3 separate regions of the Homo sapiens genome follow, and all the other regions are linked to region 1. Evidence: chromatin loops called from intact Hi-C (ENCODE). Cell type or tissue: ascending aorta. All regions are shown on one strand. Links, peaks and the distances in the headings refer to the core of each region. The heading gives the core; the rest is flanking DNA.

Region 1 (9,822 bases), core at 1,036-9,035:
GCAAATTCCACGGGCTCAAGACTATGGCGATGATGTGGGTTTGTCCACATTCAAACAGCGGTGCATTCTCACCAGCACAGGAAGAAAGTTATGAACAAAGGACCAAGCAGAAACTCAAATTTAAAGACTACATATCCAAGCCTACTTCTAACCCAATGTGCAATGAAGAGAGAAATAAATAAAATCTTCAAATCCCTCATTCAAATCAATAGTTCAGCTTATTATTTGATTTGATTGTTACTGCCAAGTGGGAGGAAAAGGATAAGTTCTATAACTATGGTTTATTTTTCTGTTCTATTTTATTCTTCAAAAGGAATATGGCTGCAAACCAGGGTCATCAATTTGAAGATGGCATGGAAAGTAAGACACCCCCAAATCCACTTGCACGTGCAAAATGTGGCCCCTTACCTTATTCATAACCCTGGGAGAATGAAAACTGAGGACCTGAGATTCACTCCCGTGGCCTTAAATCATTCCAACTGCAGGGATCTAGAAACTGTCAAATTCAATTCGAAACAGCTAAATAAATGGAATTAGAGAGCAGAACGTTGTCAAGTTCATATGAGGAAGAACATTCTAGCAATAAGTACTCTTCATCCACTGAATGGTGAGAGTCCATCCATGGAAGCCTGTGAGCAGAGGCCGGGCAGCTCACTGTTAGAATCTCGCAATAAGCAAGAATCTGTGCTCAGTGTCCACTTAGGTCCTTAGAGTTCTAAAATTCTCGGATGGATGAGTGTTCACAATGAGGACCTCAGAAACTGTACAGTACCAAAATCCTACTGCAACCTAAGAAAAAGATTCTACGGTTCCATATCCTGACAGTGGTGGTGGTTCCATGAACCTGTACATGTGATAAAAACTACAGAGAACATGCCTACAAATGCATGTAAGAACTGGTCAAATCTGAGTAAGGCATGTAATCTAGTTAACAGTATCACTGTCAACCTCCTCATTTTGATACTGTATACAACAGTGACTCCCATCCCCCTGGGGATATTTGGCAATGTCTGGAGACATTTTTGGTTGTGACAACAGGGGGGAGGGTGCTACTGGCATCCAATTTGGAGTCCAGGGACACTGCTAAACATCCTGCAATACACAGGAAGGCAACCCCCTTCCTCCTCTGTTGGCACGTACACACAACACACACACACACATACACAAACAAACACACAATTGGCCCAAAACATCAATCCTGCCAAGATTGAAGTATCTTGTACTAGAATCATCTAAGAGGTTATCACTGGGGGGAGCTGACAAAGCGTACATGGGGCCTCAGTGTACTATTTTTGCAATTTCCTGTGAGTTTATAATTATTTCAAAATAAAAGCTTAAATAAATGTTTTTAAAGATTCCATTCTGTTTAATATATTGGGGCTCTACTTCTCTGGAAACCTGTTAGCCACTCATGGAAAATGCAATACTCTCAGTTAGCCAAAGGGTTCAGTTCTCCAAGCATCTCCATGAATGTCAGCATGTCACACCCATTGGGCATTTCTGTGGTGGTGCGAAAGAACAGCCAATGGTCAAAGCCAGAACCCACATCAAGATCAAATCCCCAATGCCCTTGGCTCCTTGCATAAACCCCGCTACAGGGTTAAAACAGGGCTCCCTCCTAGGGCCTACCACATAGAAAATCTGCCTGTGTGGGGAATCACTGCTGAATACATCTTTCCTTGCACTCACCTTTATGCAAAACAAGAGCTATCTGGGAAATATTTTATCATCTGCAAAGATAAAGTACATATAGACTTTTAATTAGTTATATATGCTTTTATACTGTTATGCATCTCTAAATTGAACCCCTCACTCCCACCTCAGTGCCTCATACATAGCATTGCATCATCCACCCAGTGAAGCAAAGTACAGAAGTTTGCATTAAACACTCCAGGCCACAGTCCAATGTTCCTTCCTATGTAAGTGCCTTCCTAAGATATTCCAAAACAATCCAATGCAGAGATAAGTGCTTCTATTACACCACGAGCAGCATATAGATCAAGCCGCTACTTAAAGTAGAAAAAAAATAATTTTCTCCTAGTGTAGTTTAACTGCACAAAACTGTCACTGATTCCCCTAACTAAGTTCACGCTTAAACCAGTCTTCCCACTTTGGTCCAGGGCAGAGGATTCTGCTGAGCAAACACCAAAATAAAAAAGGACAGGAGTTAAAAATATGAGATAAATGTCACACTTGTCTTGTCATGGTTGGGGAGAGCTCTAAAAAAGCCCCACAGAATTCATTAGAAACACAGCTGACATGGTAGCAGGTCTGCAGGCAGCTGTCCCAACAGGCCTCTGATGTGAGTCTCTAGATCTTCCGAAGACGTGTTTTCAGTATGGGGCTTGGAGATCCCGGTGGATGCCAGGGCTGCGGTGAACTGGGCAATGTGTCCTGCAGGAGCAGAGGCTAGGCACCGAATCAACAGGCTCCCCCATGGCCTGTCTCTACCTGCAAGATGGCCTTCCAAAACCAAATGAGCTTTTTCTTGCAAATTCAGGTTACACTCTGATTTCTCCTCCAGAGACCCCATTCCAAGAGTGGCAAGAGCTGTTTCTCCAAGGACTAAAGAGAGTCACTTCCCCATGTAACCCCTGAGTCTGCAGACACATTAGTCTGTGGACACTGCTCAGGCCAGGCTGTGACTTTCTGAGATGTGTTTTGTAGGGAAAGAAACCTATCTTAGGAATGATGTCCGGTCACTTGTACGAGTCCCCAGGACAATCAAGCTGACTTACTTGTCAAGTCTTAAACATCACCTCTTCGGGGAAGCATTACGCAAGCCCCCACAGATTCAGTGAGCTCCCCCAGCTTGTTTGTTACCTTAACACCCCACACTTTTGTGCAACCCTTAACACAACTGTGATTACTTTCTCAGAGTTCCCAGCTAGTTCCATGTGGTGGGGGGCGGGGGCTGGGGGGCAGGGAAGAGGAACGTCTTGCTCTCCCCATTCCTAGGATCTCACCCAGCACCAGTGCTTAGCAGGTTCTTGGTAACGGCCTGTGGAATGAATGAAAGGTTCACAGGAAGACCAGCACATAAGCGGGCAGGCACACTGGAAGCTTTCATTAAAAAGGTTTTTACAGCAATTGACAAAGTAAAGTGAGGTGGCAGGTGCAGTCTTCCTATTTGCAAACGATGATGAAGTTAAAGCTCAGGAAACTGAGCCATGATTCCAGATCCCCAAGTTGATGAGCCCTAAACATGGGTGTTAGGCCCAGTCTTCAGACTCCCAGTCTGGGGCTCTCTTCCACTTTCCCCCTTAGCACTACCCCCAGTGACTGCCAGAACCCAACATACATGTCTCCTGCCTACACCACCCTACCATGCCCAGGACGGAGCTAAGCACATTGCAGGCACTTAAAAAAAAACTAGAATGCATGTGGATTTGATTCAAACTACCAAACCAAAAAGGCCTTGAGTTAAAAAGGACAGAAGAAAGGCTTTCAAATATCCCAAGCCAGCAAGTGACGCTGAGCAAGTTACTTAAACTGTCTGAGCCTCACCCACCCTTCGGAGCCACTGAAAGGATGAAATGAAACTGGCACATAAAGTTTCTAATGGAGTCACAGTCGACATTCTACAAATATAAGTCTCTTCCCACTCCTAATCCTGTTATTAAGCCACTGTAGCTCTTAAACATCTGAATTCCCATAACTCTCCCTGAAACACTGGAAATTCTGGATGTGTTCAGGGTTGTCACACAACTCAGAAATCTCCGCCCATTCAAAGTTGTCCACAAATGGAAGCATGCCAGGGCCTCTGCAAAGGGGGGTGCTCATATAGGTCCACCCTTTCAGGAGTTCTGTGTCCTCACCCCTCCTCCACTTTCCCACTGCCCTGGCTGCTGACTTTCGTGAGCAGTTTAACCAAACAAAGACGATGCCTTCCATACCCGGAGCCCTGTAACGGTGGCACCCGCACGTATCTCCTTTCAGGAAAGGCCATTGCGAGGCCAGAGAATTTGGCCACATTCCTGCTCATGCCCCACTCTTGAAATACCAGGCCTGCAGCCCCTGCAATTTAAGCAAAGAACATTTGGAACTAGAGAAAGCCCCACTTCACAAGGTGGTTAATAAACTACGTCATTTAGTGGAAGTCATTTTCCTAAGAAAATGAGGTTGGCAGAAACTGAAGATGGATTTGAGAAGGGTATGAGACTTGGATGAAAGACGGAGCACTGCAGGCAGCCAGGGAGCCCCCAAGCCGGAGTCCAGGCTGCAGCAGACTCCAGGCACAGACTCCCCAGTGGAGGCTGTGCCATCCTGCCCCAGCCGGGCAGAGGACCCAAGAGACCCGCTGAGAGTGGGAAGGAGGGAGCTGAGAAGGGACACGACTGGGTAAAGGCCTACTGGCAGAGCTTTCCCTAGAAGGCCATCTGCCAAAACAGCCAGCCATCCACATCCCCAAAGCGGAAATTCAGCCGCATTTGAGGATTGAAGAAGTAGGCAGAGAAGTAAGAGGCATCCAGCAGAAAGACCCTTAGCTCAGGGGATTTCAAGCTTGAAACAAGAACTTTGACTCTCATAGGCAGCCTCCCAATTGCACAGCTCCCTCTTTACCTAAGGGCATAAGCCAGAGCTGAAATGCATGTCAGGGTCAAGGACAAGTTCTGGGAAGCTGGGCGGGCCGGCAGGAAGCGCAGATACAGTCCCTAGGGAGGCAGAGGCGGCAACAGGGAGATTCCCGGGACTGGCCCATCCCAGACACACACAATGGGAGAAGCCAGTTGTCCCCTGGAGGCGCGCAACCACCGGCGCCCCCTCGGGCTGCCCAGCGCAGAAAGTTCCTTACCTGGTGGAGGCGGCTCCGGAGCCGACTTCTCCCTCTTGGGAGCTTTCTTGGGCTTGGTGGCCCTCTTGGGCGGCCTGGGCTCCTGCGGGCGCCGCTCCCACTCCTCCCCGGGCCCCGCAGGCAGCGGCGGAGAGAAGGTCTCGAGCTCGGGCTCCGGGCGCGCGTAGTAGGGCTCCCGGCTCCAGATCTCCTGCCCGTAATAATCAGGGTCCTCGAGGGCTGCGCCCTGGGCTCCGACCCCGGCCAGGGTCACTGCCAGGAGCACCAGGGCCAGCGCTGGGGTAGCGGTCCCCGGGCGGGACATGCCTGCTCCGCCCCGCGCCCAGGGCAGGGTCACGGTCACCGGGGGCGCCGGGCGGGCTGCGGGCGCAGAAGCTGGCGCGGGGCAAGGGCGCAGGGCACAGCAGAGCGGCGCGCTTGGGCGCGGGAGGCGGCCGGCTGGCTGCGCGTGTGACCGGCCCGCGGGGCTGGGCTGGGCTGGGCCGGGGCGGACAGGGGCGCGCAGAGGCGCGGGGCGGGCGCAGGGGGGCCGGCCCCGCCCTTCCTTCTTCCCTCCCTTTCCCGGCGACCCCTCCGAGGCCGGTCCTTGGAGGCAGGTGTTCCAAGCAGCCAAGCCCAAGAAAGCCCCCTTCCCCTCCCCCGCAGGCCAGCCAGCGTGGGGCCTGCTTCCCCAGAGACGCTAATGAGTTTCAATCTTAGAAGAAAACACTGAGGCCCGCTGTTCCATTCCTGTTTTACAGGTGGAGAAACGTGACCTGAGAGAAGAAAAGATTGGCCCAGGGTCCTAAAGTAAATCAGAGCCCAAGCAGCCTCCAGCTCTCAAACCGTGCCCCGTGTGCTGACCATTCCGCAGACGTGGACTTCCCACTAGCCATGCTACTGTTTCAGGAACTGGGAATGAGGAATTCCTGAGGTTCCCGGGGTTTCTGGGAGTAAAGTTCCCTGGGAGCAGGGCCTAGGGACCCTGGAGGAGCCCTCTCCCATCTGAGACTGTGATTCTGTTGGGTCTTGGGAAAGACAGTGACGTTACCCCAAGGTGGCCATCCAGGGGTCACAAGAGGGTTTGTGGTTCATCCAAGAGCAGGCTCTTGCCCAGAGGGTCCTTTGAGAAAGGGCCTCCTGCTTTGGACAACTCTGCATGGGTTCTTTATGCGGAGCCCAGGCCCATGGCCCTGCGGCTTCTGCTCTCCAGGCGGGGATGTGGGGAACCAGGGACTGCATCGTTTCCCTTGCTGCTGTAACAAACGATGACAAACTTAGTGGCTTCAAACAACACCTATCTCACAGCTCTGCAGGTGAGAAGGCTGATGCGAGTGTCACCAGGCCAAAATCAAGGGGTCAGCAGGACTGGTTTCTTAGGGGAGCCTCTGGCGAAAAGTCCACTTCCGGGCTCACTCAGGTATTGGCTGAATTCAGCTCCTTGCGGTAGTAGGACTGACGTGCAGTTCACTCGCTGGCTGTGGGCTGAGGCGCCTTTCCTCCTGCTGGCTGCCTGTGTTCCTCCTCATGTCTTCTGCAGGCTCCTCCAGGCCTCTCCCTGGTCCTCGCACGTGGGCCCGGCATCTCAGAGCCAGAGCTGGCACAGCTTCAAATCGCTTCCCTTCCTGCCACATCTTTCCGCCTTCCAGCTAGAGAAAATTCTGTGCTTTTAAGAGAGTGTGAATAGATGGGCCCACCCAAAAAATTCAGTATAGTCATCCTATCTTGAGTGGTGACCTTAACCACATCGGCAAAGTCCATTTTGCCATGTTCCCTAACTTTTTGCCAGGTTCCGTAACTATCTCTTGTTCTAGGTATTCAGGTGTAGATGTCTTTGGGAACCCATGGAGTGCGCTACAGGGACAGACTGACCCTCAAGCCTGCATTGGCCTGTCACCTTCCCAGTTCCTCTGGGTCTGTGATGTGATCCTACGATGCCACTGAGCTGAGTCAGGGCACCAGGGCAAGGCCTCACCATTGCCCTGGAGTGAGGACTTCCCTAGAGTGGGGGCTCCTGAGACCCCACAGTGGGCAGGGCTTGGACCAGGAAGGTTGTCATTCTCTTTCTGCGCAGGCCACTCCACCAGGCCATCTTTTAGGGCCAGTCTTCCAGGCTTCCAGTTTGAAGGCCAAAGCAGAATGACCAGAGGGAGAGGAGGAGGCTGCTGGTTGAGGCAGGGCCTGTCTGCAGGGACCAGGAGGCCTTGGTCCTGCCTGTCAAACCCCCAGGACGCTCTGGAATCCAGAGCCAGCAGAAGTCCTCAGGGTGAGAGGGCAGGAGGGTCCCCTTCCCCACCCACCACTCTTTGCTCCCCAACCCTTCCTGGATCCCCACCCACCCTCCTCCATGGCCTATCCCCAGGGCTCACTCCTGGGGACTGTTTTATCTGAAGCCAGGCACTCCAGACGACAACACAGTCTTTAGTGGTGAAACAGAAAGCGGCTCCAGCAGCAAGCAACACACCCAGCGTTCCAGCGAGCTGTGTGAAGCGCTAACAAGAGGCTGGCCTGGCATCCTGGCCAGAGGGACTGCAGAGGCAGCCCAGGCCAGGACGGTGCCCTGCACCACCTCCATCAGAACCCCCAGAGCTTGCTCAACAGCAGACCGACACCCAGGCGGCACCCCAGACCTTCAGAATCTCCTAAAGAGTGGGTTCAAGTACTAGCATATCTAAGAAGTTCCTCAGGTAATTCTGATAGCATCCAAATTTAAGATGAATCTTCTCCCTCTCATTTTACACAGGATCCTGAGGCCCAGATTTACCTGAGGACACACAGCAAGCTAGTGATGGCCAGGACTAACCCTGCTCTGCTGCCTTTAACCAATATTTAAAGTCAGGCCATATACATCCCAATGGCCCCAAGCCCATGAGTCCTGAAGACACTTTACCGCTTTTCAGCACCTCTTAGGTGAGTAACATAACATATACCCGCTCTGCAGTGTCTGGTAAGTGTCCAGAGAAGGCCCTACCCAAACATGCCTCTCAACATGTCCCTGGAATAAAGAAATGAGTCCCACTTATTACTGCTCTCCCTATCAATGCTTGCTTGTTTGTTTTCCCTGGAGAGACACATAATTAAAGCAAGTAGGACAAATAGAACAAGAATCGATTGCACTGATGCCAGTTCTCCCAACACAGAAGCCCACGGCACTGTTCCTGGAGCCTCCTTTGTCTACCTCTGGCTCCCTCTCTCTGGTGCTGCCCGTCCTGGAAAGGTGCAAGGCACAGTCAGAGCTCATGAAGTTTAGGAAGATAGGGCGGCAAAGCTGACCTCATTCTCTTGGTTTGCAAGCCTTATTCTTTCTCCCAACTCTCACCTATCTGCCTGGGAGGGTCCTGCGTTCTTCAGCTTCTCAGATGAAGACCTCCCTGGTCATCTTGGCCCCATCTCTCCTTCACCTTCTAATACATAGCAGTAAGTCCTGCTGCTCTCATGGCACACATTCTTTAATCTGCCTCTTCCTCTGTTCCCACTGCCCATCACTCAGCCCATGGTTCAGAGACCCATGGCAGATGATGGGAATCCGTGCTCAGCAGGTCTCGCTGTTTGGGCCTCTCTGATCTGCCGTCCACTCTTCCTTCAAGGCAACAAGCCATTCATTCTCCCTAAACACCCGTTAACAACCTTGCTCCCCGACCGAAGAATCTGCAGGGCTAACCAATCCCAAGTAAACCTAACCCCTCTAGGTAAGGTTCAAGGCTCACCAGCTCACTCAAACTTGGCTCTTTCCACTTGCCACTGGGCAACAACCATAAGACAGATTCTTTTTTTTTTCTTTTTTTTCTTTTTTTTTTTTTTTTTTTTTTGACAGAGTCTCACTTTGTCACCCTGGCTTGAGTGCAGTGGCACCATGTCGGCTCACGGCAACCTCTGTCTCCTGGCTTCAAGCAGTTCTCCTGCCACAGCCTCCCAAGTAGCTGGGATTACAGGTGCCTACCACCACACCCAGCTAATTTTTATATTTTTCATACAGACAGGGTTTCACCATGTTGGTCAGGCTGGTCTCGAACTTCTGACCTCAGGTGATCCACCCGCCTTGGCCTCCCAAAGTGCTGGGATTACAGGCGTGAGCCACCATGCCCGGCCAAGACAGACTCTTAATGGCCTCCTGCACAGCACTGATAAGCTCTGTGATTATTATAATATGCTAACTTTGCATCTTCCACAGAAACCAACAGAATATAAGAAACACAGAAAATTTCAATAACTCCTTCTGCATAACTAATCTTGCCTAGAGTCTTTCACGGCATCAGCCAAAGAATGTTTCTCTCTAGGACTTTTTTGTTCTCAATCTAATAATTTGTCTGTTTAACTCAGGACTGGAACCCTCAGGAGGGGCTGTGAGTCTCTCCGCGTAGTGTAAGTAGAACTCCAGAAAGCACTGATTCTCCCTGGATGTCAGCCGTGCTATAAACCAGACACACCAGTCGGGGGTAGTAATGGGGGCAAACTGGGAAACCAAAGTGGCAGTTCAGAATCCCCCCCAGTTTCTGAGTTCTTCAAATGGTGTTCTTTAAAGTCAACCATTGTTTGCCTCAATTGAGAATCTGCTAAGTGCACTTCTGCTAAGCAAAATAAGCCCATGTTTGTCCATTCATTCATCCCTTAGACAGGATTCTGCTAAGCCAGTTTCTGTTATACAACATAAATCCATACTTGTCTGATAATCCTCAAACACCTTACACGGCTAATAATTTTTCAAATATTTATGAGCCCCACAAAGGAGATTTATGTTAAGCTGCTTGGCAAGGAACAATAGAGTGTGCAGGTCTAGAGAACATTCTGTTGAAACAAATATTGTCAAGACATCAATATTTTTATAGCATTTTTCATTACGGACTTTTCACACCTGCTCATTTCCCTAATTATCCCTGAGACTCTTACACTTTCAGAGAGAATGAAAATGGAATTTTTTGAAAGATCATTAATTTGAAAAATTAGCTGCTATATAAAGAAAAATACATACTCAGGCACAGCCATTACTAAAAATATAGTCTTGAGATGGATGCACAGGGAGAGAGATACTAAGTTGTTATGGCAACTAT
Region 2 (9,822 bases), core at 796-8,795, 90 kb before region 1:
GGGTTGTTTACAGAATCCAGTGATTAGAAACAACTGAACTTCCAACCGTCTGAGGCAGATTGAAAACATGGCATTTTTTCCACGGGCTAGGGGAGAAGCATCCCAAAGACAGATGGTCTCTAATGGTTTTGATGACATAAAAAAACTTGCACAATCGAATAAGTACACATAAATATAAAACACACAAAAAATATGACCAGTGTGAGGGTAAGCAGTTAGGTAGATAGATCTGTCTTTCTCACCAACATGAGGTTTGTATTCTAAAAAATCTGAGGTTGGCTAGCAAGATCATGAATACTACGGGATTGAGAGAAAAACAATTAAATGACCTTCAGTATGCTTCAAAAATACAGGAAATGTAAGTTCATGAAGAGGGGGTTACTACAGAAATAGCATCAGAGCTGGTACCCTGCCCCAGGCAGTGCTGGAAGGGACTACGAGTCCCATAGGTAGCCAGCCCTGCACCTCACACTAGGCAGGAGTGGGAAGGCCTCACTGGAGAGTTTGGGGGATGAGTGACGACTGTGCCCCATGTCCCCACAGCCTGACTGCGTGGGTGGACTGCGGGTGAACAGGAATGTGAAGTTTCCTATAGGCCCCATGAAGTGATGAGGCCCTGTAGGGGGTGATCTCAGGCCAGCCACCTTCTTTGGAGATGTGTGGTCAGGATGAAGAGGCTGCAGCCTGCAGGCTCCATCCAGGCACAAGCTTGGAATGCCTGAAAGGCTGAGACAGAGCAGCCTGTGCAGAGAAGACATTACCAAAGATGCAGGTGGCACATGTGAATTCAAACCCCCTTTCTTCAAGCCACCCCGAGGTTACCCCCAAATATCTCATGTGAAAATAAGGCAAGTGGAATACTACCTGAGTAAGCATTTACCCAAAGACACAGGCTTCCAAGAGCAGCTACTTCATCAGAAAAAGACTGTCAATGGTTTAGAATGAACTTCTACTCCCTCCTACCCCACCGCCACTACCCAGTGTAATGGTATCTGCCAATGACAGATAAACGTGTTCTCCCAAATTTCAACATAATTTTCTTTTTTCTCACTTCTGAGTGGTAGGCATCATCTTAAAATCACTATAGGCAAAACTACACTTGGCAAGGGACTTTAGTAGCCCGATTGTTCACTGTGCTTCCCAGTGGGCTTATGGGAAATGTTTACTCATTTTCTTTTTGGTTCACTTATGTTTTCTAAATATTCTACCATAGACATGTATTTTTTTACATAAGAAAACAACTGCTTGGTTTATTATTACTTTTTACCTTTTTATTTTTTTGAGACAGGGTGGAGTGTAGTGGTGCTATTTCGGCTCACTGCAGCCTTGACCTCTGGGCTCAAGTGATCCTCCTGCCTCAGCCTCCCAAGTAGCTGGGACTACAGGCTCACTCCACCATGCCTGGGTAATTTTTATATTTTATTTATTATTTATTTATTTTTATTTTTGTGGAGACAATGTCTCCCTTTGTGGCCCAGGCTGGTCTTGGATTTCCAGACTCAAGTGATTGATTCTGCCTCCTCAGCCTCCCAAAATGCTGGGATTACAGGCATGAGCTACTGTGCCTGGTCTGCTTAGTTTATTTTTATTTGTCTTGGCTGGGCATCTGTTTTCCATCAGTGCTCCCACCCTGCAGGAAGCACAGGAGGGTGAACTCACCTGGCAGTGGGCAGCCCAGGATCTCCATTCTCATGCAGATGCTCCCATTATCAAACCAGGACTGAGGGTTTATGCGGATGTAGCGGGCCACCATGGGGACGGGTAGCTCATTGAGAACAGGGATCTCCTTCTCACTGTTTCCCTCAAATATCTATTTATGCTCATGGGAGAAAAGGAAAATCTTTTAGTGCTTAATTACCAAGGGATAAAAAGTCAGAATTCACTCATTCAACAAGACTTTATTGAGGAAAACCTAATGTGTGCTGTGCATTGAAAAGAAAAAAAAAAAAAAAAGAAATGAATCAGGCCTGGATCCTGCCCTCAGGAAGCCTCCATCTAGTTGGTATGCAGGGAGTGGGGCTGGTAATTATATACTGTAGAAAAAATCTATCGGTGTCACGGCAAAAGGACAACTAGAGAGCTTTGGGATTTCAGAAGATGGAGAGGACCAGGCAAAGTTTTGGGGAAGAGGGGCTGTTTGAACTGGCATTGAAGGAAAGCTATTTAGATCCGTAGGGATGAGAGGGTATCCAGAGAAAATGAACAATGAGTGCAGAAGCCTAAATATTGGATTCATAGGCAGAAGAGCAGCTGTTTCACTTGTACAAGGACACAGGACTGTGTGTAGGGGGTAAGAATGAGAAAGAAGGTTGAAAAAGGAGGCCACAGTCAAGACTAGTCAGACTATGTAAGACATTGGATACCATGCTAGGAATATGCACTTGAGAATCTGAGGAAGAGAGTGACAGGATCAGGACTAAGCTGGAGCTAATCATGGAACTAAAAGGCCAAGGTCACCAAATGAAGTTAGGAAACTATTAAGAACAGCTGCAAGGGGCCCTAGCATGCCCCATGCATGCAACTTCCAGGGCTAACTTGCAAATTACATAAAAGGCTGCATTCCTGCAGTTGCCTGATGGGAGTAAATAAAGGCTGAATTTTACATTAGCTCTAAATGTGTGTCACTTGCTGCTGGGCTTCAGGGCAGGGAAAGGGTCTCTGTCCATCAGACTGTAGTGGTAGGTTTGAGTTGACAGAGAATCCACAAATCTCCAAAGAGTTGATCATACATTGCCTCTCTTTGCAAAACCCCACCCAGCCAGGAAGAAAGGCATGGTTAAATGGAGGATGAGACTCACCATGTCTCCAGATCCATTCTTAACAGTGACCCACGTGTGGCTGTCATTGCTCACCATGACCTTATAGGATGTCACCCAGTCACTCCTATGAGAAAATAAAACATCATTAGGACTACACACTTTAAAATGTTTGTTCTTCCATGAAGAGGTTTAGAAGTGAGGAGAGCAGGTGCCAGAGGCAGATGGCACTGGGTCAAACCCTGGCTCCAGGACATTTACAGCTCTGTGACCTCAGTCAGGTAACTAACTGACCCATCTATGCCACTATATATTCATCCATAATATGGGAATCATAAAAGCATCAACCTTAAAGAATTAATGTAAGCCTCCGTTTAATGCCCTTTAATCACTTAGAACAAGGCCTAGCCCCTAGTAATCACTAACCGTTGATCACAGATGTAAAGATATACAAATGTGTACGTAACTGTTTGCACTGAACACCTACATCACACCCAAGAAGCTCAGTGGAAAAATAATCTGGGTAAAGGTTGCAAACCGGTTTAAACATTTTGGTTAGGAAGCTGATTTGGGAATGTAACAAATGAGATTTTACCAATCACAAAAATAAAATGTTGAGTCTCTAAGAGATACTGAGTTTCTCCTTGGCTGTCACAGCCACACAGACAATCCCCACCCCAGGAAGAATCCAGTGATGGCTGGACCCAAATAAATACCCCCATCATCACACCCTACTGCACAGAAATTTCTGGGGGTAAATTAGCCATAATTTGACTTTCCAGAGTGGAGGTTAACCTGATAGCCTTGGCAAGAAAAGCGACCTACATCTTTTTTTCTCTCTGCCTCAGTTTTTTATAATATTAGTTGTTGAACAATATAGGAAAGTCTTCCTGAGTACACCCCCTCTTTTAATTTTTTAAATATTGGAACTAAGAAGCAATTTACTAGTTTTTTGGTTTTTTTTTTTTTTTTTTTTTTAGAAAATTCTGCCCATTGAAGTATTTGGAATCCTTTTCCTACTTGCCTGCTTGCCCTCAGGATTCAGATCTATCCAAATAAAGTTTTGAGTTTCCTGTCTGAATTTATACTGCCCAGTAGAGTTTATTTCAAAAGAACAGCTGGTTCTATGCATTCTGGTTCATCCGACTGACTTGTCATGAAAATGATTCTTAGGTGATTTTATACATGCTTGGAAACAAACCCTCATCTCACACCTTCTCTTCTTCTCCTCTCTCCTCCCCACCAGCTCTGTCTGAATACCCGTTAGAAGCCAGAATCGATCACACACCACATTCCTCCTCTGAGAGTCACCAGTTTGAGCCCAGGGCTGGGGAGGGAGATGCATTAGCATTGCCTTAACAAGAAAAGCACCTCGGCAACAGCTCCTTCCTTTGCCCTGGAAAATTATCCACACCCAAAATAGCAACCTGTTTCCCACACACAAATAATTTCCGAATGACTTGTAGCTGCCGTTCCTTTGCTGCCTGTTTTTCAGCTGATAAGGCCCGAGGGTGATACAGCAAGACAGACAACAGAGGCGGGAGCTGTATCCTGCCGAGAGAGAGGTGATGAATGTAGGAAACCCCTCGGTCAAGAGAAGCACAAGACAATAAGAGGGGAGTAAAGAGAAAAATAAAAAGAAGTTCTCCAAAGAAAAAGGAGAGGGCAGGGAAAAAAAGGAAATGAAAGCCAAGTCATAATTTCTCAAACTCAAAAAAAAAATAAGAATACCAATCCCCTACTTATGTTTGAATCGTAATTGTTTCTATGGCTCAGAACTATCTTCTGAACTGCAAAGCTACATCATATCCTCCTGCCTAGTTGACCCCTCCACTTAAAGTCTCTGCGACATCTCAAATTTAACTTGCTTTAAACGAACTGATTCACGCCTTCCGCTCTACACTCTGACGTGACAGTCCACCAGAGGCCCTGCCCCAAGAAAGGTACTGCCATTCACCCAGGGAGACCAAAATCCCAGTGTTAGCCTGGGTGTCCCACCTTCCCTTCCTCCCTGATACGGTTTGGCTGTGTCCTCACCCAAATTTCATTTTGAATTGTAGCTCCCATAATCCCCACATGTTGTTGGGGGGACCCAGTGGGAGGTAATTAAATCATGGGGGCAGGTTCTTCCCATCTCATTCTCATGATAGTGAATAAGTCTCACAAGACCTGACGGTTTTGTAAAGGGCAGTTTCCCTGCACACGCTCTCTTGCCTGCCGCCAGGTGAGACATGACTGCTCCTCTTTCGCTTTCCACCGTGATTGTGAGGCCTCCCCAGCCATGTGGAACTGTGAGTCCATTAAATCTCCTTTTCTTTATAAGTTACCTAGTCTCGGGTATTTCTCCATAGCAGTATGAAAACAGAATAACACATTCCCCTATATTGAATCCATCACCAAGTTCTGTCAATTTTAACTCCCGCATTTTCAAGAATGTATCCAACTCTCTCCACCTCCCCTGCCACCACCCCAGTTCACTCTCTCAGGCCCCCTGGCATCTAAATTGCTCCCCCATCTATCTTGCAGGCAAGAGCTTACTTTTCTAATGAAATATGATCATGTCATCCCTGCTTAAAATAGCTCTTATTTTAAGTATTCTTATATTAAATATTGTGCTATCTTAGTATTAACAAAATCCCCATCACGTTCTACGAGACCCTTGCTTGCCTTGCGTTCTCCGTGTTCTTTCTTTCAATTCCTAATACTGTTTATACTCTCTCTTGCCCCAGGGCCTTTGCACATACTGCTGCAGCTGTTTGAACTCCTCCTCTTCTCTCCTCCTCTGTCTGCCTTTAAATTATTCAGACCTCATACCAAGTAAAAAAGCTAGTCTTAACCCTTCAATCTAGCCAATTTCTTTCTTATATGCTTTCTTTCATAGTTTAATTCAGTTTGTAATTTCATACTCCTTTCTGGAATTACTTGATACTGTCGTTCTCTCCCACTGACGTATAAGCATCTCACAGATGGAGGAAGGAGGGCACATGGCACTTGGAGGACAGAAAGGATGCTGGTGCCCCAGGAGAGCAGAGGAAGGGACAGGGGAGCAGAGGCCAGGGCATGGTAGGCTTTTAGGCCATTTGATAGGAGTGGAACTTCCTCTGCCAGGCAGTAGGGAGCTACCCCTCTTGAAGTTCGCCAAGGGTGGTCAAAGTACCTGAAGACCAATTAGAAAGTATCCTCTACTTCCAAAAGTTCCACCATAATAGAATGCTTGCCAATCAGAGGCTGTCTTTGTTTTTTCCCTGTTTAGAAAACTAACTCCCCTTTCTACCGCCTTTGAACCACTGCCGAAATAAGCGTGATCACAGATGGGTCCTCTTGTCCTAGGTTTATAAAGGCTTTGTTCATTTTGTTTCAGACCTAGTTTCGTCTTTGATAATTCTTATCGTTGCTTATAATTATGCTTTATTCATTCTCACTGCGTTCTACTACTCTACTCTGAGAACAGACACCACAATTTATTTATCCATTTTATTGCTAATGGGGATTTGAGTAGTTTCCAGTTTGGATTATTAGGAAGAGTGCTTCTGTGAACATTCCTGCATGTATATTTTAGTGAATTTATACAAAATTCTGTTTGGTGTATAATTAGGAGTGGAATTGCTAGGTCATAGGGTCAGAGGGTAGACATGCTCATATACCTACGTTCAGCCGCATTATTTTCCAAATTAATTATACCTATTTGTACTCAGACCAGCAATAAACAAGAGTCTGGTTATTCCATGCTCTTATTGACACTTGTTATTATCTTCCTTTTTTATTTTAGCCATTCTTGATGGATGTATCCTTTTATCTCATTGTTGATTTATTTTAAGTTACTTGGTGACTAATGAAGTTCGATATTTTGTATGTTCATTGGGTATTTGAACACCATCTTTTGAGAAGTGCCTACTCAAGTTTTCCCCCTTTTTCAATTAAGTTGTCTGTCTTTCTCACATTGATTTATAGAGCTCTTTATACATTCTAGATATGAGTTGAATATATATATATATTGCAAACATCTCCTCCAATTTGTCTTCCTTTTCATCCTCTTTGTAGTACCCTTTTTTTTTTTTTTTTTTTTTTTTTTTTTTTTGAGACAGCGTTTTGCTCTGTCACCCAGACTGCAGCCTCCCAGGCTCAAGCAATTCACCCACCTCAGAGCCTCCCAAGTGGCTGGGACTACAGGCATGCACCACCATACCCAGCTAATCTTTGTATTTTGTTTGTTTGTTTTTGTAGAGATGGGGTTTTGCCATGTTGCCCAGGCTTGTCTCAAACTCCTGGGCTCAAGTGATCTACCCACCTTGGCCTCTCAGAGTGCTGGGATTATAGGTGTGTGCCACCATGCCCAGCCTGTGGTATCTTTTGATGACAAAAAATTCTTAATATAATCCAATCTTAGCCATTTTTTTCTTTATGGCTTTCAGTATTTTTGTTCTTTTCAATAAATTTTTGCCTACTCCAAGATGATAAAGATATTAACTGATGTTTCTTCTAAAAAACGTTATTGCTTTACCTTTCACATTTAAGATCTGCAATCCATTTGGAGTTGATTACCATATAGTGTGACGGGTCAAGATACATGGTTTTCTTCTGTTTTTTGTTTTTGTTTTTGTTTTTTTGAGACAGAGTCTCTCTCTGTCACTCAGGCTGGGGTGCAGTGATGCGATCTCGGCTCACTGCAACCTCTGCCTCCTGGGTTCAAGCGATTCTCCTGCCTCAGCTTCCTAAGTATCTGGGACTACAGGCACGTGCCACCACGCCCAGCTAATTTTTTGTATTTTTAGTAGAGAGGGGTTTCATCATGTTTGCCAAGATGGTCTCGATGTCCTGACCTCATGATCTGCCTGCCTCAGCCTCCCAAAGTGCTGGGATTTACAGGCATGAATCACTGCACCCAGCCCAAGATACATGGTTTTCTATATGGGCTTCCAGCTGACCTAGAACCATTTATATGGTTATTTTCCTATTGCACCAGAGTGGAAATTTGCTATAAATCATGTGACTGTATATATGTAGGTATGTTTCTGGATGCTCTATTCTGTTCTGTTGGTCTACTTCTTATCCTATCCTAAATCTGTCTTAATGTCTATTGTTTTATAATACATCCTTATATCTGATAGTATATGTTTTCTCACTTTGTTTTTGCTTTTCAAAGTTGCCTTCACTATTCTTAGATCTTTGCAGTCCTATATAAATTTTAAATTCAGCTTGTCAATTTCTAAAACAAAGCCTCTGGATTTTAATTGGGTTAATATTGAATATATACACCAATTTTGGGGGAACTGACCTCTTTACAGTATTAAATCTTCCAATCTATAAACATGGTATATGATCCTCTTTATTTAGGTCTTCTTTTATTTATCTTTTGCTAGCTTTATTCCTGGGTAGCTGATTTTTTAAATGATTTTACATGGTATCATTTTAAATTTTACTTCCTCCTTATTTGTTGCTGGTATGTAGACACATAGATGCTTTTTATATGTTGACTTTGTACCCAGCTACCTTGTTAATTTTTTAATTAGGTCCAATAGTTTGTGGGCTCCTTTGGATGTTTTTATGGATATGATGATATCCCAATGACAGTTCTGATTCTTTATTTCCAGTCATTAGGTCCTCTATTTCTTCTTCTTGTCTTATTATACTGGCTAAGATGTTCAGTCCAATGCTGAAAGAAGTGAATAACTGACATCCCAGCCTCATTCGTGAGATCCAAGGGAAGGTTTCTATATTTCACCACTGAGTAAGATGCTTCCTGTAGGACTTTTTCTACTTTTTTTCTTTTTTTGTTTGTTTTTATTTTAATCAAGTATGAGTTCATTCTTTTTCACATAACAACAGAGTCTGGATGTTTGATGCTGCTGGCACTTATTCAGCTAGTCGACTGTGTAAGAACTCAGTTTTCATACTCATTATCTCCAAGTTCTACGTGGATGTGGCAAGAGGACTTATTACACATTCATTTTACATACTTGTCATCTCAGAGTTCTAAGAGGACATCCATCTGCTTTCATTCTTCATATTGTCTCAGAGTTCTAAGAAAACATCAAGATGTTTTCATTTTCATATATATTGTCTTTAGGTTGTAACAGAGTTGTTTCAGCTCTGTATCATGTCAACATTCAAAAATATTAAATCAATTATAAATATTATAAATTATAAATTTTTAAAATGACTTATGTCCTTCCTGGTGCATTCTTTAAGTTTGATTTACGATTCTTTTTATATAGCTTCTTGAGGTCACTGATTGTCAGTTTTTCTTCTTTTCTAATATAGCATTTCAGGTTATAATGTTCCCTCTGAGCACTCTTTAGTTTCATGCCATAAATTTCGATAGGTCATATATTCTTTGCCATTTAGTTCAAAATATTAATTCTTATTGTGATTTATTCTTTGATTATGAACTATTTAGAAGTGTGTTGTTTAATGTCTAGGTACTAGATATTTTCCAGTTACTTTTTTATTACCGATTCCTAGTTTAATTCCGTTGTGGACAGAGAACATACTTTAAATCATGTCAGCCCTTTGGTTTCTCTTGAGGTTTCATTTGTGGCTCAGTATATGGTCAACTTTGGCAAATATTCTATGTGCACTTGAAAACAATATCGGCTCTGTAATTGTTGGATGCAATGTTCCATACAAATAATTTTGATCACTCAAAATTGATCACTGCCAATATTAAGATTGGAAAAAAAATCACAAAATAATCAGATTTTGATTACTAGTTTCTCTTTATTGACTTATTAGTTATACACTCACAATATTCTTTTCATAATTCTCTTAAGATTACAATATGCATCCTTGATTACTACAATCTAATTCAAATGATAATTTCTACTACTTCCATGGTAATGCCAGAACTTCACAACACTTCAAGTCCATTTACCCCTCCAGCTTTTGCATTATTTTGGAATTCATTTCCAATTCCATATGTATTTTAAATTTTATAAAATATTCCTACTACTGTTGTGTGTAGTTAATGATTATAAACCTACTCATTTATCCTTTCTGGTATGCTTCATTAATTTTGCATTTCCACGTTTCCATCTGAGATCATTTTCTTTCTGCTTGAAGAGCGCCT
Region 3 (9,822 bases), core at 783-8,782, 310 kb before region 1:
CCCCAGACACATTCAAAAGCAATTTTCACTTCCAGATAAAAATGGCATTCCTTTCTCTCAACAGCAACAAAACAACACACACACACACATATGCACACACACACATGCACACACAGGAAGGGAAAAAAGGCCCAAACCAACCCCATCAATCAAACAAGGAAATGGCCATGGCCCCAAACTACCAAACTACAGCCCGTGACATGCATGGGCCACACATTCTGTGACATCTGGGCCAAAGCAAAGCAGGCCACTGGTGTCCACACAACCTCCTGAGGCCACAGGTAGGATGCAGAGTCCTGAGAGAAAGTGAAAGTGATGTGGTCCTATAAGGCCTATCAAATGATCTGTAGATTGGAATAAGACTTAGAGGTGACAGGGGAAATGTCCCCAAAGAAACTCACAGTGTTCCTTTAGAACAGAGGTTGGCAAATGATGGCCTGCAGGCTGTTTTTATGAGTAAAGTTTTATTGGAACACCGCCAGGCTCCTTCATTGGCACACAGCCAGGCTCCTTCATTGGAGCCCTGAGCCACCATGAGAAAAGTCTAACGGCCCTGCTGGAGAAACCATGTCAAGGGGCGCTGAGACCCCATGGAGAAAGGGGGCACTCCAGACAGCCCATCCTTCCAGTTGTCCTCACCACAGCCCCAGGAATCTGAGGCCATCTGGGATCCTCCAAGACCAGACTAGTCACCAACTGAATGTCACTGATGGCTCCAGCCATTGCCATGTGAGACAGAAGATGCATCCAGCAGAGCCTGCCCCAAATTCCTGATCCACAAAATCATAAGATATGATCAAATGATGATTGTTTGAAGCCACTAAGACTGCTGCATTTGTTATGCAGTCGTAAAGACCCAGAGAGGGCAGAGACAAAAGAAGGCCCCTGCTGATCTACCCTTTTCCTAAGGGAAGAGCTGAGGGTATGAGAAGGGAGGGAGGCTGAGAGCACAGAATCACAGCATAGATGGGCCATGGTGTAGTGGGATGAACTGTGAGCCACACCATTTTTTAAACTCTGAAAGCTGAGCGAAGGCAGGCTTCTGCAGCAGAAAGAGAAAGCATTTGGTGAAGGGGTGTCCAGATGCAACTTAGTTGAAGCTGCAGTCTCTCCCAGGCCACCTCAGCACCCTCCTCCCTACCCTTCTGAGGCATTGAAAGCCATATTGGAAACAACAAAGAACAGAATTGACAACTAGTGTCACACAGGAGTAACAGAGGACAGATGGAAAAAATGGAAAAGAACAAAGGCATGCCATAGAGTGTGGGTGTCTGTCCCCTCCAAATCTCATGTTGACATGTGATCCCCAATGTTGGATGTGGGGCCTGGTGGGAGGCGATTGGGTCCTGGGGGTGGATGCCTCATGAATGATTTGGTGCCGCCCCACAGCAATGAGTTCACACGAGACCTGGTTGTTTAAAAAGGCCTGGCGTCTCTCTTGCTCCTTCTTTCACCGTGTGACGTGCATCCTCTTTCTCCACCTTCTGCCATGAGTAAAAGTTTCTTGAGTTCTCACCAGAAGCCAAGGAGATGCTGGTACCATGCTTGCACAGCCTGCAGAACGGCGAGCTCAATAAAACTCTTTTCTTTATAAATTACTCAGTCTTGGATATTCCTTTACAGCAATGCAAATCAGACTAATACGGCCTGAGAGGAAATTTAGAGAAGACAGTAGACATGAAAGACCAAGAAGACCCACACACACAATATTGTGTTTCTGAAGACAAGAACAGAACACCATCTATCTCATCTCACTGCCCAAACCAACAAAGGTTCTCCACTTGGAAGGACTCATATGATTATCCTGGGACCACCAGAATAATGTCTCCACCACCAGATCTTTAATGGAATCAAACCTACAAAGCCCCCTTTGTCACATAAAGTAACATATTCACAGGTTTCTGGGATTAGAATGAGGACATTTTCTGAGAAGTGGGGGATCCCTATCCTGCCGACCACAGTGGGTGATGGTTGTTTCTTGGAATCGGGATTTGGAGTTGTTTTTAGCTTCTTTATAACTTCATAGTGAATATAGGTTATTTTTACCAAAAAAATACGATGATTGTTAGAAATTCAAGGCAACTTCCTTGCTTCTCTTGAGTCTGGCTGCTTCACCTGATGGGAAGCTGTTTCAGCATATTCATAAGCTGCCAGGCTGTGCGCCGAGGTCCCAGAGCGTGTCACTGCAGGCAGCACTCCTCAGTGTCCCTCTTTCTCTGGAACGTGTCAGAGGACCCCTGGAAAATATTGGTGCACGTGCAAACCTGCACAGCAAGAAGGGGCTTAGACAGCACAACAGTAACTGCCAACATCTGGGGAGAACTGGACTGCAATGGGGTGGGGCAGAGGGAGCTTCCTGCCTTTCTTTCCCTGCTTCTCATGTTTAATCTTCACTACAAATCAGTAAAGATGGGTTCTGCCATCACCCATCTCACAGAGAGTCCAAGGGTAAGCAACTTGCTCAAGTGCTGAGGTCACATGGCTGTCCTCCATCTGCACAGGTGTGAGGAGAAGGAATTTCTGTGTCTTATTTCCACAGTGAAAAGGAACCAGAGCCAGTAGGAAGGGTTTTGGATGCTGGTAGATAAAAGTGACCAAGAATTGCATAGCTCCTCCAGGGTTTTCTGGATTCTACAAAACCGTAATCTTGACCCCTGCGCATAGAAACCAGGATATAGACATTTTTTCTGGCGGTCTTTCCTCCTTTCCCTCCTGTATGTAGAAGGATGGGGAGGGAGCTCCTTAAATGGGACTCTAAATCATTCTCCATCCCAACTTCTCTAGAATGTGACCTATATCAGAAGTCCTCTCCACCTCCCTGACCCTCTCCCTGCTCAGTGGCCCTTTACTCCCCGAGGATGCACACATCCAGGACTTTCTCACCTTACAAGAAATTCTTCCTGGGCCAGGGCTCCATTGATTACCCCCTTGCCTTCCTCCTCTCCTCTCACAGCTATCTCAATTTCACATTCGAGTAGATTTGCCTTTCCAACTTCCTCCCATTGCCCCAGCAGGCTGGCTCCCGTCCTGTGCTCCTTACTGTGGCTGCCCCCTCCAGCTGCCCAGGCACCCAATCCAGAAGCCGGGGAGTCAGCCTTGACCTCCTTCCTCTACGTCCTCAACCCAGCCTTCACCAGGTCCTGCTGATCCTATGCCCTATGCAGTTCTCAATCCACTCATGTGCTTCTCTGCTCATGGCAGCTTCCTAGCCAAGTCTTCTTTCTCCATTTCTCCCTAGCATGGCCTCCTTTCTGCATTTTTCAATGTCCCCCTCAGTGACAACTCCATGCCTCTTCTCCCCTACCTGCCCCTCCAGCCTCACCTGGGCCACTTCCTCCTTCTTGAACTTCCTTCTCCAAGGAGCCCATGTTTTCTTCAGTTTCTCATGAAGACTTTTCCATCACTGGCTTCTCTCCAAGTCTCTCCATTTAGAGAGCATCCATCCTCTCATCCCAAACACACACACAGACAGGCACACATGCACACACACAGGCACATATGCACACACACATGCCACACTATATCTACATGGTGTATATGTATTCGATCACTCTCCTTCTCTCTCTCTGTAACACTTCTTCACTCTCAGCTCCTAGACTCACTTCTCTTCCTTCCCTCCACCCCCATGTGACCTTATGACCCCTCCCCTCTGCCCCTTCTCTGGACTTCTGTCAGGACACACATCTGACCTGTAATTGTCTATGTGTCTGCCTCCCCTGCACAGCTGTACTCTCCTTGACATGGAGAATGCTGTCTTATTCATCACCTTTGGACCTGGCTCATCACAGGCATTTAGGGGAGGTTTGCATGTTTACAGAATTGAATGTCAAGAGCAGGACTTGGTGCCATGATGACACCTGCTCCCTCCACCTCTTCTTGGGAGCTTGGAGGACAGAAAGCCCCACTCATCCACTGAGCCTTCCTCTGTTCCCCAAACTGAACACAGTATCTTCTTTAATCTCACAGCACTTTGAGAGGTAAATACCATTCTAAGCCCCATTTTACAGAGAAGGAAACTGAGGCTTAGGAGGTTAAATTAATTGTGCAAGAAAAATGAGCATTTCCGTTTTAATTTTATTCTGTATGACTCTACAGTTCTGTTTTTTCCTGTGTGCTCTACCAGAGCAGCTGAGGAAAAAGTGGAAAAGAAAAACAAAGTGACAGCTCAGCTAATGATATGTTGACAAAGTGGTTTGTGGTTGTGCCTGTGCACGTGTGTGTCCATATATGCGTGTGTGCAGGTGTGTGTGCACGTGCCTGCATGCGTGTGCATATGTACATATGTGTGTGCATGTGTGTGTGCGTGTGAGTGAGGCATGCTCAGGCACACCCCCGCCCTGGAGCACATGCGTCTCTCTTTCTGCGTGATACTCAGCAGTTTGTGAACTACCTTTGGAGCCCGTAAAGTGGAGATGAGCCCCATGCATGTCACTGAACTCAGAACATGGGGAGCCTGGGTTACAGATCCACAGAATAACCAAGACCAGCGTGGCAGGGGCCTCCAGGGGCCGAAACCTCCAGGTGAGTGCCTCAGTGAGAATCCAGTCCCAGGAACACATTCACTCTCTGAAACACTGCTCTGGTCTGAGCCCCCTCTGCTTCCAGGGGCCTGACCTTACCTGACCATGCATGAGAGTCAGAGGCCAAGGCACAGTTGCCCTCCTCTTTTTCAGGGTCTCTGTCTTCAGTTCTGAAAGTCCCTAGTCAAAGCCTGCAGGGTTTCTGCTGCCAGCCAATGACCACTCGGGGGAGCCCGTGAGCCATCAACCACAGATGTTGCCTGGCCAGAAGGGATCTGTAACTAAGAAGAAACTTGGCAGCAGGGGAAGAAACGAGGTGCCTTAGTAGGTACCGGTTTGAGCTTTTCTCATGTCCCACAGCAGCTAAGAATTTGTCACTACTGTTGTGGCTTCTAAAAGAGCCACCTGTGTCCTTGACCTTGGATATGGCAGAGCTGGGAAGGACATACTAGCTCACTAGGACAGGGGTGGCCAACTTAAGCAGGTACAGCCTGGCTCTGCCATGGAATTGCTGTGTGACCCTGAGTAAGCCACTTGCCTTCTCTGGGCCCTAGTCTGCTGCTCTCAGGATTCTTGGGTAGAAGTGACAGAACTATGACTAAGTGAAGCCACTGGGCAGCTCATGGAATTCAGAGGAGGGGCAGAGAATTGATGAAACAAGAAACAAGGGGGCTGTCACCCCAGGGCCCAGCAAGATCACCTGGCACTTGTTGGCCTGCGGGGCCACCTCTCTCCCTCCTACCTGCACTGACTACTCCCAGCTCTGCTGAAGGACTCTGGCACCCCTCTGCCACCCTAGATTAACCTGGCTGTCTCTGCATCTGTGTGCCCTTTCTGCACGGTAGGTTCCTGCCCTGCATGGAGGCTACCTGGCCAACAACCCACCTACCCAAGGATGGAAAAGGATGGAAAAGGAGATTTTGGCGCTCTTTATGTCCACAGTGCAGAAAGGGACCAGCCCCCAAGTGGAACGGGTTTTGGAGACTGGTGGCTAAAAGTGACAGATGTTTGCCACACTTCTTATTTGTATATCAAGATCTGATTGTTAAATTGTTTACTGTTGCGCTTTAAACTAACAATGGCAGCAGCAACAGCAATCTCAAATGCAGGTATAGCACACACCACGCACGTGCAGGGCATCATTCAAATAGCTTATGTGTATCAACCCGTTTAATCCCCGCACAGACTCCACGAAATAGATTCTATTATATCCCCCCTTTATAGGTGAGAAAATTGAGGCATGGAGAGTTTAAATGCCTGGCTTAAGTTCACACAGTTGGTAAGAGGTAGAGTGGGAATTTGAACCCTGGGAGCCTGGTCCTCTCAAGCCTGTGTTATGCTGCCATGTCGGACATTAAATTTCAGCATCTTCAATAACACTTGATATCCAGGGAATGAACCAAACAGCACGCACGCACATCAGCTTGGAGTTTCTCTGCTTTTCTAAACCTTTCTTCTCTTTACGGTTTAACGACAAAACCACTTTTCTGTCTGTAGAGTTCATCCTTACAGGAAAACTTTCTTGTTTTTGCTGAACAGGAGAGAAGTCAGTAAATGCTATAGAAAGCACAGCCTGTGTCGGGAATGGAGATGAAATATTTCTTTGTTAGACATGCCATCAAAAAGTCCCGAAGTTGAGGAAGAACGCAGGTTTATTTTCAAATAAATGCTCACTTGGACTTTGTGCCAAACTTGCGGCGTCGGAAGGGTGGGAAAGCGGTGTCGCTCTGCAGGACCCAGACCGCCAGGGGGCAGGCCATGCCTCCACCAGACTGCGGCGAGTTTTGACTCCGGAGGACTCTCCAAGTCGGGTTTTTCCAGAGCAGGCTATTTGCAAAGCAGCCAGGAGGTGTGGCTCCGGGGACTTGAGTTGTATTTTTATCTGCTGCTCACTTCCAGCAATCTGGCACACATTTCTCTTTGGCACACAAAGGAAGTGCCTGCCGCCTGCAAAGCATGAATCACTTTTTGGGAGAGGTGGTCTAGCTCTCCCTTTGGGTGGACTCAAGCCCCAAATGTAATTGCCAACATGATCCCCCACAGAGGAGTTTATTTCTGTCCTCCTCCCCCGTTCTCCAGGGGTGGCTCCGTTTTTGCCTCTGGGCAGAGTGGGATGCTCCTGTCCTGTTCTTCAACATGGCCACGGAGCCTGGAAGTCAGGCGGAGCCGGCTCCTGTGGAGGGTGCATTCCCTCCGGCAGAGGTCAGCTCAGCAGAACACCTGAATGTGCTTCACACGGCCAGATCGAGCCCCCGAGGCCCTCCCATTTGGGGAAGAAGGAAGGGGGACTCTCCCTTTGGCCACACAGCCCAGATAAGCAGGGCATGGTCCCAGAATTCGAGGTGAGAGGCTGTGGGTGTCTCCAGGGGCGCGCCAGGCAGCCTTCTGCTCTGTCCTGGGCCATTCCAGCCCCTGGGTCCCATACAGAATCTGACTCCCCAAGGAGCAGGGTCTCATTCAGAGGCAGCAGCCCGTCTCCCACAGGCTTCGCTCCTTCCGAGGCCCAGTTCCTGGTGGAGGAGACCTCCCAGTCACCAGCGACTCAGGTCCCGCTCAGGACGAGGGCACAGCAGAGGGCGCCTTCGACAAATGTGAGTGTGGCTGATTCTCATGGAGTCTGCTTTGGTCTCACCCATACCCTTGGCTTCATGTCACCCTGTGGAAACGTCACCTCCTCCAGGAAGCCTGCTCTGACTCCCTCGCTTCTTTTGCCCCTCCTTTATCATAGCACTCTGTCTACACACTCAACGGTGGAGATCTGATCACAAGCCTCCCGCACTAACACTGTTTCTTGAGGTTAGCCACCAAGTATGAGTCCTCCAGAGTCCCAAGACCTGGCTGAAACCCAGAATAAATGCCCTGGAATCAGAATTGAATTAGGGGATGAGAGCTGTGTGCCCTCCACCCCACAGTGACAGCTGTACCCTTACACACACAGGCATATGCGCCTCTCCATGTGTTTTTATCCTACATAAATAGGATTACATGGTGTGTGTTATTCCACGACTTGCAACAGCCTCCTAGCCCCTGCCCCTGCCTCCAGCCTCAGCCCAGCAAACCCATCTCCATGGGACAGGGAGAGTGAGCTTCCTCATCTGACCCCAGCAGGATTCTGTTCAAATCCCTCCCAAGGCTCCTGCCTTGTTCCTGTTTGCAACCCAATCCCCATTCTCCCCTCACTCCCTAGTCTGCCACAAGGGAGTCTGCCATGCCCTTAGCACCTGCTGACCCTTCCCTTCATCACTCCAGGAGCTCCAACTCTTCCTCCAGTGTCACCTTCTTTGTGAAGCCTCCCCAGATTCCCCCAGAACCAGCTGCAAGCAGGAGCTTCCAGGATATGCCTATGTGGGAAGCAGCTGAGATGCCCCAGGACTTTTGAGCCTCCTGGCCTGAATAGAGAGGCTGCCTTCTTCCTGCACAGAGTTTGGAAAAAGCTAAGATTCCCAGGCAACCTTCACCCTGCTGCAGAAATACCACAGAGCCTGCCGCATTATATAGCCAGAAAAGAGAAGAGACCCTGATTCACAGGCCCAAACGCTGGCAGTGCATTTAGCATCTGACAAGAGCTAGATGACCTGCTGGGGGACTCTAGGCCCTGGGAAACAACAGGAAGCAGAGTCTGCCCCTTTGCAAAGCCTCATCTGTGTATTAACCCATTGGGTCATCTGAGAAGGCAGGGCAGAGACAATGAAGAGAGGGAAGCCCAGAGAAGTTGAGTGACTGCCCCAGGCCCCACAGCAGTGAGTGGCAGGGTAGATTCCTCATCACCCTGACCTCCCGCCGCACACCTGAGTCACTGTGTGAGTTGTGGGGCCTCTGAACAGTGCTTCAATAGTCCTGAAGCCTCCCCATGCCTGGAAAAGTCCGGCCCACGTTAAACACCTACCATGTGTGGACCAGACCGCAGACTGCTGCACCTTGGAAGCCCACACAGCCAGGGAGCTGGAGACGGCTTCTTAATTTATGCAGTGGTTTGAACTGGAAAGTCTAGGGTGGAGGAATTTGGAGAAAAATAGAGTTATATTTTAAGTCCTCTAGTAGATCTTCCCATTCAAAAGAAGCACATGGTGAGTTCATTTCAAATGCAAATATGTGTTCTAATTTATCTGTCAGTTGGGGTTTTTGAGCCTTGATTTAATGAACTTTGTATTTATTGCACAATCAACAGAGCAACAATCGGCCTGTTTGTGTCTCTTGAGTTTGTTAGGGCATTTTGTATAGACGTTTCCAATTGTGATGTACGGGAATGTGTCAGCATTTCCCTTGGTGATTTCTTCCAGAGCCGCAACATTTAGAAAAAATTTTACTTTTCTAAAGAAGTCATAAATACTTCATTTGGGCTTTTTCTATAATTCATTTTTACATTTTACACTTTAACTTTTGAAGATTGTGTTTGAGGAGTGAATCTAGATACTTCTTTGCTTTCATCAGATCACAAATGAATGAAAGTGAATGACCCCCACTGTTTTGTGCACCCCTTTTTACCATTGGCTCTTTGTGTCTTTCATTTATTCCACTCTTCATTCTCTCCCCCCCTTAATATATAATATTGTTTTGTGATCCCAAATGTCTCAAAATGGAGTCCCTTATGACAAGTGACTCAGACCACAGTGAAACTGAAGGCCCCCCAAGGGCCGGGCATGGTGGCTTATGCCTGTAATCCAAGCACTTTGGGAGGCCAAGGCAGGCAGATCTCCTGAGGTTGGGAGTTTGAGACCAGCCTGACCAACGTGGAGAAATCCCGTCTCTACTAAAAATACAAAATTAGCCAGGTGTGGTGGCACATGCCTGTAATTCCAGCTGCTCGGGAGGCTGAGGCAGGATAATCGCTTGAATCCGAGAGGTAGAGGTTGCGGTGAGCCGAGATCGTGACATTGCACTCCAGCCTGGGCAACAAGAGCAAAACTCCATCTTAAAAAAAAAAAAGAAAAGAAAAGAAAAAGGAAAAAAAAAAAAAAGAAACTGCAGGCCCTCTCAAAGTCATCAACATTATGTATGGTGGACTGAGGTGAGAATATGTGCCAGGCACAACCAAGACCTGACAAGAAAGTGAAGCCAAAAGGCAACTGAGATAATGGCCATGGACATTCCTGCAGATGCCATAAAAACAGCAAAGAAACTGACCATGGCTAAGACGCAGAGGCTCTGCTGGTGACAACTCAGGCCTCTTCTGCATGGGCAGTGGTGCTGGATGCTCTGATGGGAGAAGAGCTGTGGCCCTCCCACCCCCAAGTTGGTCAGTGTTTTGAGGGGAATTCGGACCAGTCGGGTTCATCTGTCAGAGTGCTCCCAAGCTACTCTC

What was found. Peaks named below come from ENCODE experiments on the same cell type or tissue, not always from the same donor. Only the 100,000 strongest peaks of a DNase experiment are listed, where the experiment ranks them.
Region 2: a loop joins it to region 1, with 4 times the contacts of the local background. A loop is called at or near these places in 4 of 110 quality-filtered maps.
Region 3: a loop joins it to region 1, with 6 times the contacts of the local background. A loop is called at or near these places in 7 of 110 quality-filtered maps.

The regions. Positions count from the first base shown.
Region 1 is chr10:123,886,561-123,896,382 of GRCh38, forward strand. It overlaps CPXM2 (carboxypeptidase X, M14 family member 2), which reads right to left and starts at 5,247. Exons shown (of 14, transcript NM_198148.3): 1 at 4,796-5,247. The coding sequence starts at 5,099. LOC105378534 (a long non-coding RNA gene) reads left to right here and starts at 7,144. Exons shown (of 3, transcript XR_001747622.2): 1 at 7,144-7,423; 2 at 7,518-7,684. In ascending aorta, for the core only: a CTCF peak has its summit at 4,840; DNase peaks (open chromatin) are centred at 3,871, 4,371, 4,511, 5,381 and 2 weaker places; H3K4me3 peaks cover 3,786 bases; H3K27ac peaks cover 5,819 bases.
Region 2 is chr10:123,796,317-123,806,138 of GRCh38, forward strand. It overlaps CPXM2 (carboxypeptidase X, M14 family member 2), which reads right to left. Exons shown (of 14, transcript NM_198148.3): 5 at 2,799-2,883; 6 at 1,660-1,810. Among named protein-coding and RNA genes, the nearest start is that of CPXM2-AS1, 24 kb to the left of the region's middle. In ascending aorta, for the core only: no CTCF peak of the experiment used is centred there; a DNase peak (open chromatin) is centred at 4,225; H3K4me3 peaks cover 893 bases; H3K27ac peaks cover 4,223 bases.
Region 3 is chr10:123,577,569-123,587,390 of GRCh38, forward strand. No RefSeq gene overlaps it. Among named protein-coding and RNA genes, the nearest start is that of GPR26, 84 kb to the right of the region's middle. In ascending aorta, for the core only: CTCF peaks have their summits at 4,741 (motif pointing right) and 6,243 (motif pointing right); DNase peaks (open chromatin) are centred at 4,733, 6,343 and 6,823; H3K4me3 peaks cover 477 bases; H3K27ac peaks cover 525 bases.